2 separate regions of the Homo sapiens genome follow, and region 1 is linked to region 2. A link is a contact called in ENCODE Hi-C or POLR2A ChIA-PET data. All regions are on one chromosome and are shown on one strand. The core of a region is the stretch at or near the end of the contact, and the rest is flanking DNA. Distances in the headings are between cores, read along the strand shown. Region 1 overlaps ATP8B1 (ATPase phospholipid transporting 8B1). Region 2 overlaps ATP8B1 (ATPase phospholipid transporting 8B1).

Region 1 (3,629 bases), core at 600-3,099, 38 kb after region 2:
TGTATATATATATATATATATATATATATATATATGTATATGGTCTGCCCAGGGTCAGGCCAGCATCAGAGGCAGGGTCTAGACCAAGGCCAGCAAACTTTTTCTGTAAAGGGCCAGCAAGTAAACATTTTAGGCTTTGTGGACCACGTGGTCTCTGCCAATGTTGAGTGTAAGTGACCGCAGACAGTACATCACTGAAGGCAGTAGAACATGGCTTGCTTTTACCATGATGCCTTTTCTTTTGTGGCTTTTCTATTTCATCTCCTGCTGGTTCTCCCACCCTGGCAAACAGATGTGGGCTTCTCTTGTAGCTCTTCTCCATGAGCAAGCTGAGACTTTTCTCTCTGGACCCCAGATTTGATATCAGGCTGAAAATATTTCCTCCATGGTGTTCCCTAAAATTCTAGCCGAACAACCTTAGCATCACATTCACAGAAATCATTATCATAGTGTTCTGGTTTCAGCGCTCCAGACACGCCTCCCTGCAGCCTTAGTCAGAGAAGCCTCGGATTTTAGCTGGTTTTCCCGAGGTCTCTGTTACTGCCATTCTGCCCTTGAAGGCTTTCTAGAAGCCTCTTTTTCCCCCATGCCAAACCCCCCCTCTAGTTTCTCTTTCTTGGGTTCTGCTATCTGGATGAGCTATTTTTTTCTAATAATTTTAACCTGTAGAAGATGTGATATGCATGAAATCCCATTTCTGCAATGATTCTTCCTGTTCTGGTCACAGAATCTGCCTGTGGGGAGATTCTCAGTGTGGGGAGTGCATGCACCCCGCGAGCCCCATCTCACCCAAATGTGGGGAGGCCATTGACTCCTGTATGTTGTGTGTCCGCTACCTTTCCATAGCAAACATTTAGATGGATTACCTCTTAGAGTGGGTTTCTGGTTTTGATTTCAAGCTGTTGAGGATTGAGCTTAAGTGCCTTCTGCCTTGAATCAGAAGGTACTAAACTCATGATACTTGACCAAAATTAAAGTGAAATTCCCTGCCGGGCACAGTGGCTCACGCCTGCAATCCCAGCACTTTGGGAGACTGAGGTGAGTGGATCACCTGAGGTCAGGAGTTCAAGACCAGCCAGACCAACATGGTGAAACCCCGTCTCTACTAAAAATACAAAAATTAGCCAGGCGTGGTGGCAAGTGCCTGTAGTCCCAGCTATTTGGGAGGCTGAGGCAGGAGAATCACTAGAACCCGGCAGGCAGAGGTGGCAGTGAGCTGAGATGGTGCCATTGCACTCCAGCCTGGGCAACAAGAGTGAAACTCCAACTCAAAAAAAAAAAAAAAAAAGAAAGAAAGAAAATGGAATTCCCACCAATCTGAACAGGAAGGTGGCCTCTGTCATAACAGGTCCAGACTGGATATTGGTGAACTAGCTAAAGCTGAAGCAGCCAGACAAGTTACAAGGAAGTTCTAGTTGATTGCCCAAACAGTGAATAAAACATGCTTCTTCCTCATTCCTTTCCCCGCTAATTGCACTGCTTAGTCTCCTATCACAATTTTGGAATCTCTACCAAATGTAGATATCTGATGGGGTGGCAGGAGAATTGGCTCCATGGGGTCCAGGGTCAACTTTGCTCTTGGTGCTTGGTGGCACGCCATCAGACGTGTAGTCCGAGACACAGCAAAGGGACCGGGATTGGGTGCCTGCAGAAATGTCAGAGACGCATGTAGTGGGTGGAAACTCTCATCCCCTGTTTTTTTACAACTCTGCCTGCCCATTCTGGTGGTTAGGATCCTTTCCTGATCATTCAGTTTGCAGGTCATATGTTTTGTAGATTTCTACCCTCGGTATATGGGCATTAAAAGAGCTCAGTCTTGGCCGGGTGCGGCGACTCATGCCTGTAATCCCAGCACTTTGGGAGGCCAAGGAAGTTGAATCGCCTGAGGTCAGGAGTTCGAGACCAGCCTGGCCAACATAGTGAAACCCCATCTCTATTAAAAATACAAAAATTAGCCCGGCATGGTGGTGCACACCTATAATCCCAGCTACTCGGGAGGCTGAGGCAGGAGAATCGCTTGAACCTGGGAAATGGAGGTTGCAGTGAACCAAGATCCCACCACTACACGCCATCCTGGGTGACAAAGTGAGACTCCATCTCAAAAAAAAAAAAAAAATGCTCAGTCTTGAATCTTAGTCATGTTTTCCAAGGGTGATTTATATTCCTAGGGGATTTGGGTGGTTCTCGCTTCTCAAAACCCATATCAAATGACTTTGCCTGTGACTTTTTACAAAAATTCTTATTCTAATACCTCTCTGCGCCCTTCCCAAGCACACAGATGATGTTCAGTAAATGCCAGACCTCTTTCCTCCCATTTCCCATGTGCCCTGCCTCCCTCACAGCCAGTCTGCTCTCCTTCTTTCCTCCCTTCCTCTCTTTGCCCTCTTCATCCCTCTTTCCTTTCCCACTATATTCTCATTTGTGCAATTTCCCAGTTAAGGTCAGTGTCACCCTGACTTCTCTTTCTTTTTTTAATCATCATCTGTCTTTCTTGACATTTCACATCCTGAATAATTTCCTTCAGAGAATCAGTTCTTTAAGACATCAGAACATGAGTCACCCTGCGAGGTACCACCAGACTAACACCAGGGACCAGCACCCATTCTAGCAAAACACTGCCTAAGCAGCCTGAACTGCGCTAGTTTCTTTAATGAGGGTTGTAGCACAGAAAGTTGCTTTCTTTTTTTTTTAAAGAAAGGAAATCCTCTAGCCCAACTAAGCTTTCCTGTTAAACAAGTGCTTTGAGAGACCCATTCAGAGTACTTTTCACTAGAAGGACCTTTATTGTGTTTTGTGAGAAGGAAGGACAGGCACAAACATGCTGTTAGAATGTGCCATGGAGAAAGATAAGCCCACAGGTTCGAGTGGAGTAACTTTACCCTTTGTGTAAAGATTCAGCAAAGATTCTCAGAAATGAGCGGGAATGTTTTCAGTGCTATGGGATGAGCTCTGTCGTTTCCTGATGAACACACTTCTCAGCATGTGTTCTGGGAAACACTAGTTTTTGTATTTTTGGAGTTTTCTTGTTGTTTGTTTGTTTGTTTTTGTTTTGAGATGGAGTCTCTCTCTGTCGCCCAGACTGGAGAGCAGAGGCGCGATATCGGCTCACTGCAACCCCGCTCCTGGGTTCAAGCGATTCTCCTGCCTCAGCCTCCCAAGTAGCTGGGATTACAGGCGTATGCTACCACGCCTGGCTAATTTTTGTATTTTTAGTAGAGACAGAGTTTCACCATGTTGGCCAGGATGGTCTCGATCTCCTGAACTTGTGATCCACCAGCCTCAGCCTCCCAAAGTGCTGGGATTATAGGCGTGAGCTACCACACCCGGCCTTAAAGTGATATCTTCATAAAATAATCTGGAATTAAGAATGTGGGGTCTTTAGCGCATCTATGAATTAATATTTAGTTGGAACCAAAACACAGATAAAGATGGCTCATTGAAACGTATCAATCGTAGGATATCCTAGGGAATCTGTGAAAAGTGCTGAGGGAGCTGTTCCACTTAATAAGATGAATTTTCCATTTTCGGCACATACCACATATGGGAGTCTACTCTGGCTACTTATTTTCTTTCTTTCTCTGATCGGTTGTAAATTACCATCCACCTCCACAGCCTAAAAACACCAGAGT
Region 2 (3,998 bases), core at 1,336-3,835:
GGACTCTACCGCACACTTGTGAGACCATGGACAAGTTTCTTGACCTCAGTGTCTTCATTTATACAAGGGGAATAACAGGACCTACCTTATTGGATCCTTGTATATTTAAATGCATTTGTGTGTGTTAAATGTTTGGTATGGTACTTGACACATAGCATTGGCTCAATAAATGCTAGCTGGTGCTATCATTAATACATTATGAAATCAGAATTACAAATAAAAGTTCTTCGATCAGATCTACTATTTGCTGTGCATTTGGGATGCCCCAGGCTCAGTGCTCCTGAATGAGCTTACTTTCCCCACATCCATTTCAATTATCTACTCTGGAGTCATCTTTGGCCGTTTCTTGCCATTTGAGATAGTCCGATGGCATTTATGATATTTTAAAAATCAATTTAGAGTGAAGTGTGTGTGTTTTCATGAATTAAGGCTCAAACCAGTTGCCTACTGGCTTAATGAAGTACTAGCAGTTTCTTGCTTTACCCCAGCACCTCCAAGGAGCCTTGCACTGAGTTTCTTGCTGGTGGGTCTTGATTTTTAACTAAATGAGGAATTGGTGAATGAATGGTCTTCCATTCACAGTGGGTTTGGAGTGGGAAGGCGCACGGGCATACCTAGAAAGGCTCTAGAGAAACTAGCTTTATTTGAACCCAAGGAAGGCATTTAATAGCAGAGCAGGGAGAAGGGAGCCAATCAGATCTGGCAGGGCAGGCCCAGGAGGAAATACGGCTCTGAGGATGGAAGAGTCGTGGGGCAGGCAGAATGCGTGGCTCTAGGGAATGGCGGCCAGGCCTTCCTGGCCATCAGAGGTTTTGCGCAATGCATACACTTGGCTCTGCTTTCTTTCTGAGCTGGTCCTCCCCTTAATATGCCTGGGTCAGACCACGGTTGAGCAAGGAAGCTGTCCTGTCTGAGTACACTTCCCAAAGCCACCTGTCACTCACCATCAAGATAAGGATACTCAGCCACCCACCTTACTCACTGGGAAGCTGCCCACCTGATCCTTCATGGAAAGTGGAAGGCGGGCTCTGTTTATCTAGGCTGGTAAAGTCCTTGTGGAGCAGCTGGGAAAACAAGAACATCTCTGAATTTGTAGAATTATCATCTACCTCTGGCTTCTTGGACTTTTTAACTGGTTACAGTGTTTGCTGCTATGGTCAGCCCAAGGGTTAAGCCTTTCTCTTGGGTGTGTGTTTCATTTTACAGCATAACTCATTTCCTCCTTGCATCAATTTCCACTTCTATCCTTGGCATAGGGATTTGTTACCAACTTGGCATGCAACCGTCTCTTGCATTTTATTTTTAGAACTTGGAGTAAGGATTAGCTATGTAATATTTTGAATCCTTCATACTGACTTTGGTAAAATACACAATAGAGAAAGCTTTAAAAGCTTAGCTTTTTTTTTTTTTTTTTGGCATGTAAACAGTAAAAATGGCCTTTTAGAATTCTAATCTGGACTATGTTTTCCTCCCTCAATTCCCTTGACTGGTTATTTTTAGGATTTACAGATGGCTTTGGAGAATAGGTATGATTCTAGGATTCTTCTTAGTAGCTTAAGAAAATTCTTTTTTTTCTTTTCTTTTCTTTTCTTTTTTTTTTTTTTTTTTTTTTTTGAGACAGGGTCTCACTCTGTTGCCCAGGCTGGAGTACAGTGGCATGATCTTTGCTCACTGCAACCTCCGCCTCCTGGGTTCAAGCAATTTTCCTGCCTCAGCCTCCCCAGTAGCTGGGACTACAGGTGCCCCCCACCACACCTGGCTAATTTTTGTATCTCTTAGTAGAGATGGGGTTTCACTATGTTGGCAAGGCTGGTCTCGAACTCCTGACTGCAGGTGATCTGCCTGCCTCAGCCTCCCAAAATGCTGGGATTACAGGCGTGAGCCACTGCTCCCAGCCAGAATTCCTTATATCTCATTATAAAAGTGATATCTAGGATATTTGTAGACTGTATATAATGTATAATTGTTAATTGTCTTGCTTTATACCCTATAGATTTTTTAAAAATCAATTTAGAGCTCTCTGTGTATATATTTGTATGTGTGTGTGTTTTCATGAGTGAAGACCCAAACCAGTTGCTTGCTGGCTTCAGGCAGTAAAACCAAAATGCCTGGCAAGTCTTAGATCTAATCCTGCTTATACTTCATTTCCTGGACCAGTGCTGGCTTAGGGAACTTTCTGGGATGATGAAAGTGTTCTGCTTTTTTTTTTTTTAGATGGAGTTTTGCTCTCGTTGCCCAAGCTGGAGTGCAATGGCACGATCTTGGCTCACTGCAACCTCTGCCTCCTGGGTTCAAGCGATTCTCCTGCCTCAGCCTCCTGAGTAGCTGAGATTACAGGCGCGCACCACCAAGCCTGGTTAATTTTTTGTTATTTTAGTAGAAACAAGGTTTCACCATGTTAGCGAGGCTGGTCTCGAACTCCTGACCTTAGGTGATCCACCCACCTCGCCCTCCCCAAGTGCTGGCATTACAGGCATGAGCCACCGAGCCTGGCCCAAAAGCGTTCCTGTTTCTAGCCCCTAGTCACAGGTGGCTGTTGAACACTTGAAATGAGGCTAGTGCAACTGCTGATCTGGCTTCTAATTTTAGCTAATTTAATAGCCACACATGGCTCGTGGCCACTGTACTGGATGGCACAATGGCCTTGGGTTTTTCTTACCTGAGCAGCAGAAGGCTTTCTGAGGAAATGGAGCTTGGGTTGTGTGAGATGATGCGAGAATTAGAGGGGCATGTACAACTGCCCCCTTCCCCACCTGCTTAGTCTGCGACTCTACTGGACCTATGCCTTCTCCCGGAGCTGATGAGCTCACCTTAGTTCTTAGAGCTTCAATTCTTGAATGCTGCAAGCCTGCCTGAGGTTGGCTTCCTTTTATCCTGTGGATAAACTGTAGGATTCCAACGTCCTTTTTGATAGACCTCACCTCTCTCTTCCTTATTCATTACTTTCCCCATCACTCTCTGACTGCCCATGACATGGAAAGATTTGCAATTTCAAGAACAGGCTGTTCTTACCTCTAGACCTGTGCAAATCGGACACTCTCCACCTGAAATGCTCTGTCCCTTTCATGCACCTGTCTGACTCCTACATGTCCTGTAGGTCTCAGGTTAGACCTCAATTTCTGCAACACCTCCTCTAGGAAAGGCTTTCTTGACCTCTCCTAGGACAGGTGGATGCATTACCTAGTATGTATACTGGGTGGATTCCCATCACAGCACACTTGATTGAAACTGCTTCTTTACCTACAAGTCCCTCCTCCTGCCCTAGAGCTTCTTAAAGGGTGGTCCCTGTACCGGCAGCACTGGCATCACCCGGGAGCTTGATGGAAATGAAGAGTCTTGGACCCCAGCCCAGTCCCCCTGAGTCAGAAATCCTGAGTGTAGGTGCTAGCAATTTGTGCTCAACAAGCCCACCAGAGGATTTTCATATGTGCTAAAGTTTCAGAGCCATTGGGCTGAACTCTTAGCCCCATTAAGGTAGGATGTGTGATTTTTGGTTTCCCACTGTCCCTAGCTTTTAGCACACTGCCTGGCTAGATACTTGAGAAACACAGTCAGAGAAGAAATTCCAGTTATTCTTTTGGCAACTTGTCTGATCAGGAAATTTTTTAGTTGAAATCAGTTTAAATCTCTTCTCCTTTCTCCAAAGGAGATAAAGAACAACTGAGTACTTAAAAAAAATTTATTGTTATCTGGGCTCGGTGGCTCCTGCCTGTGGATCACCTGAGGTCAGGAGTTCGAGACCAGCCTGGCCAATATGGTGAAACCGTGTCTTTACTAAAAATACAAAAAATCAGCCAGGCGTGGTGGCAGGCACCTGTAATCCCAGCTACTTGGGAGGCTGAGGCAGGAGAATCACTTGAATCTGGGAGGCAGAGGTTGCAGTGAGCCAAGATGGCACCATTGCACTCCAGCCTGGGCAACAAGAGCAAAACTCTGTCTCAAAAAAAGAAAAGAAAAGAAAAAAAAATTATTGTGATAAAATATACACAACATACAAT

The links. A loop is a pair of places that touch in the nucleus more often than their neighbours do. ChIA-PET counts read pairs that join two places held with the same protein, here RNA polymerase II (POLR2A). Pooled maps may share reads with other maps.
Region 1: a map of breast epithelium shows a loop between it and region 2 (14-fold over the local background). The contact joins two enhancer-like sites. A Hi-C loop is called at or near these places in 4 of 168 maps with a recorded cell type or tissue (Caco-2, aorta, breast epithelium and 1 more) and 1 of 50 pooled maps. POLR2A ChIA-PET finds 5 or more read pairs at or near these places in 7 of 52 experiments (A549, MCF 10A, PC-9 and 4 more).

What each region holds. Positions count from the first base shown.
Region 1 is chr18:57,727,209-57,730,837 of GRCh38, reverse strand. All of the region lies in intron 2 of ATP8B1 (ATPase phospholipid transporting 8B1), which reads left to right. Among named protein-coding and RNA genes, the nearest start is that of ATP8B1, 74 kb to the left of the region's middle. Within about 2 kb of position 1,849, at least 5 of the 41 ENCODE cell types and tissues checked have a DNase peak (open chromatin) inside an H3K27ac peak, as active enhancers do.
Region 2 is chr18:57,766,003-57,770,000 of GRCh38, reverse strand. The region is part of intron 1 of ATP8B1 (ATPase phospholipid transporting 8B1); the gene reads left to right. Among named protein-coding and RNA genes, the nearest start is that of ATP8B1, 35 kb to the left of the region's middle. Within about 2 kb of position 2,585, at least 3 of the 41 ENCODE cell types and tissues checked have a DNase peak (open chromatin) inside an H3K27ac peak, as active enhancers do.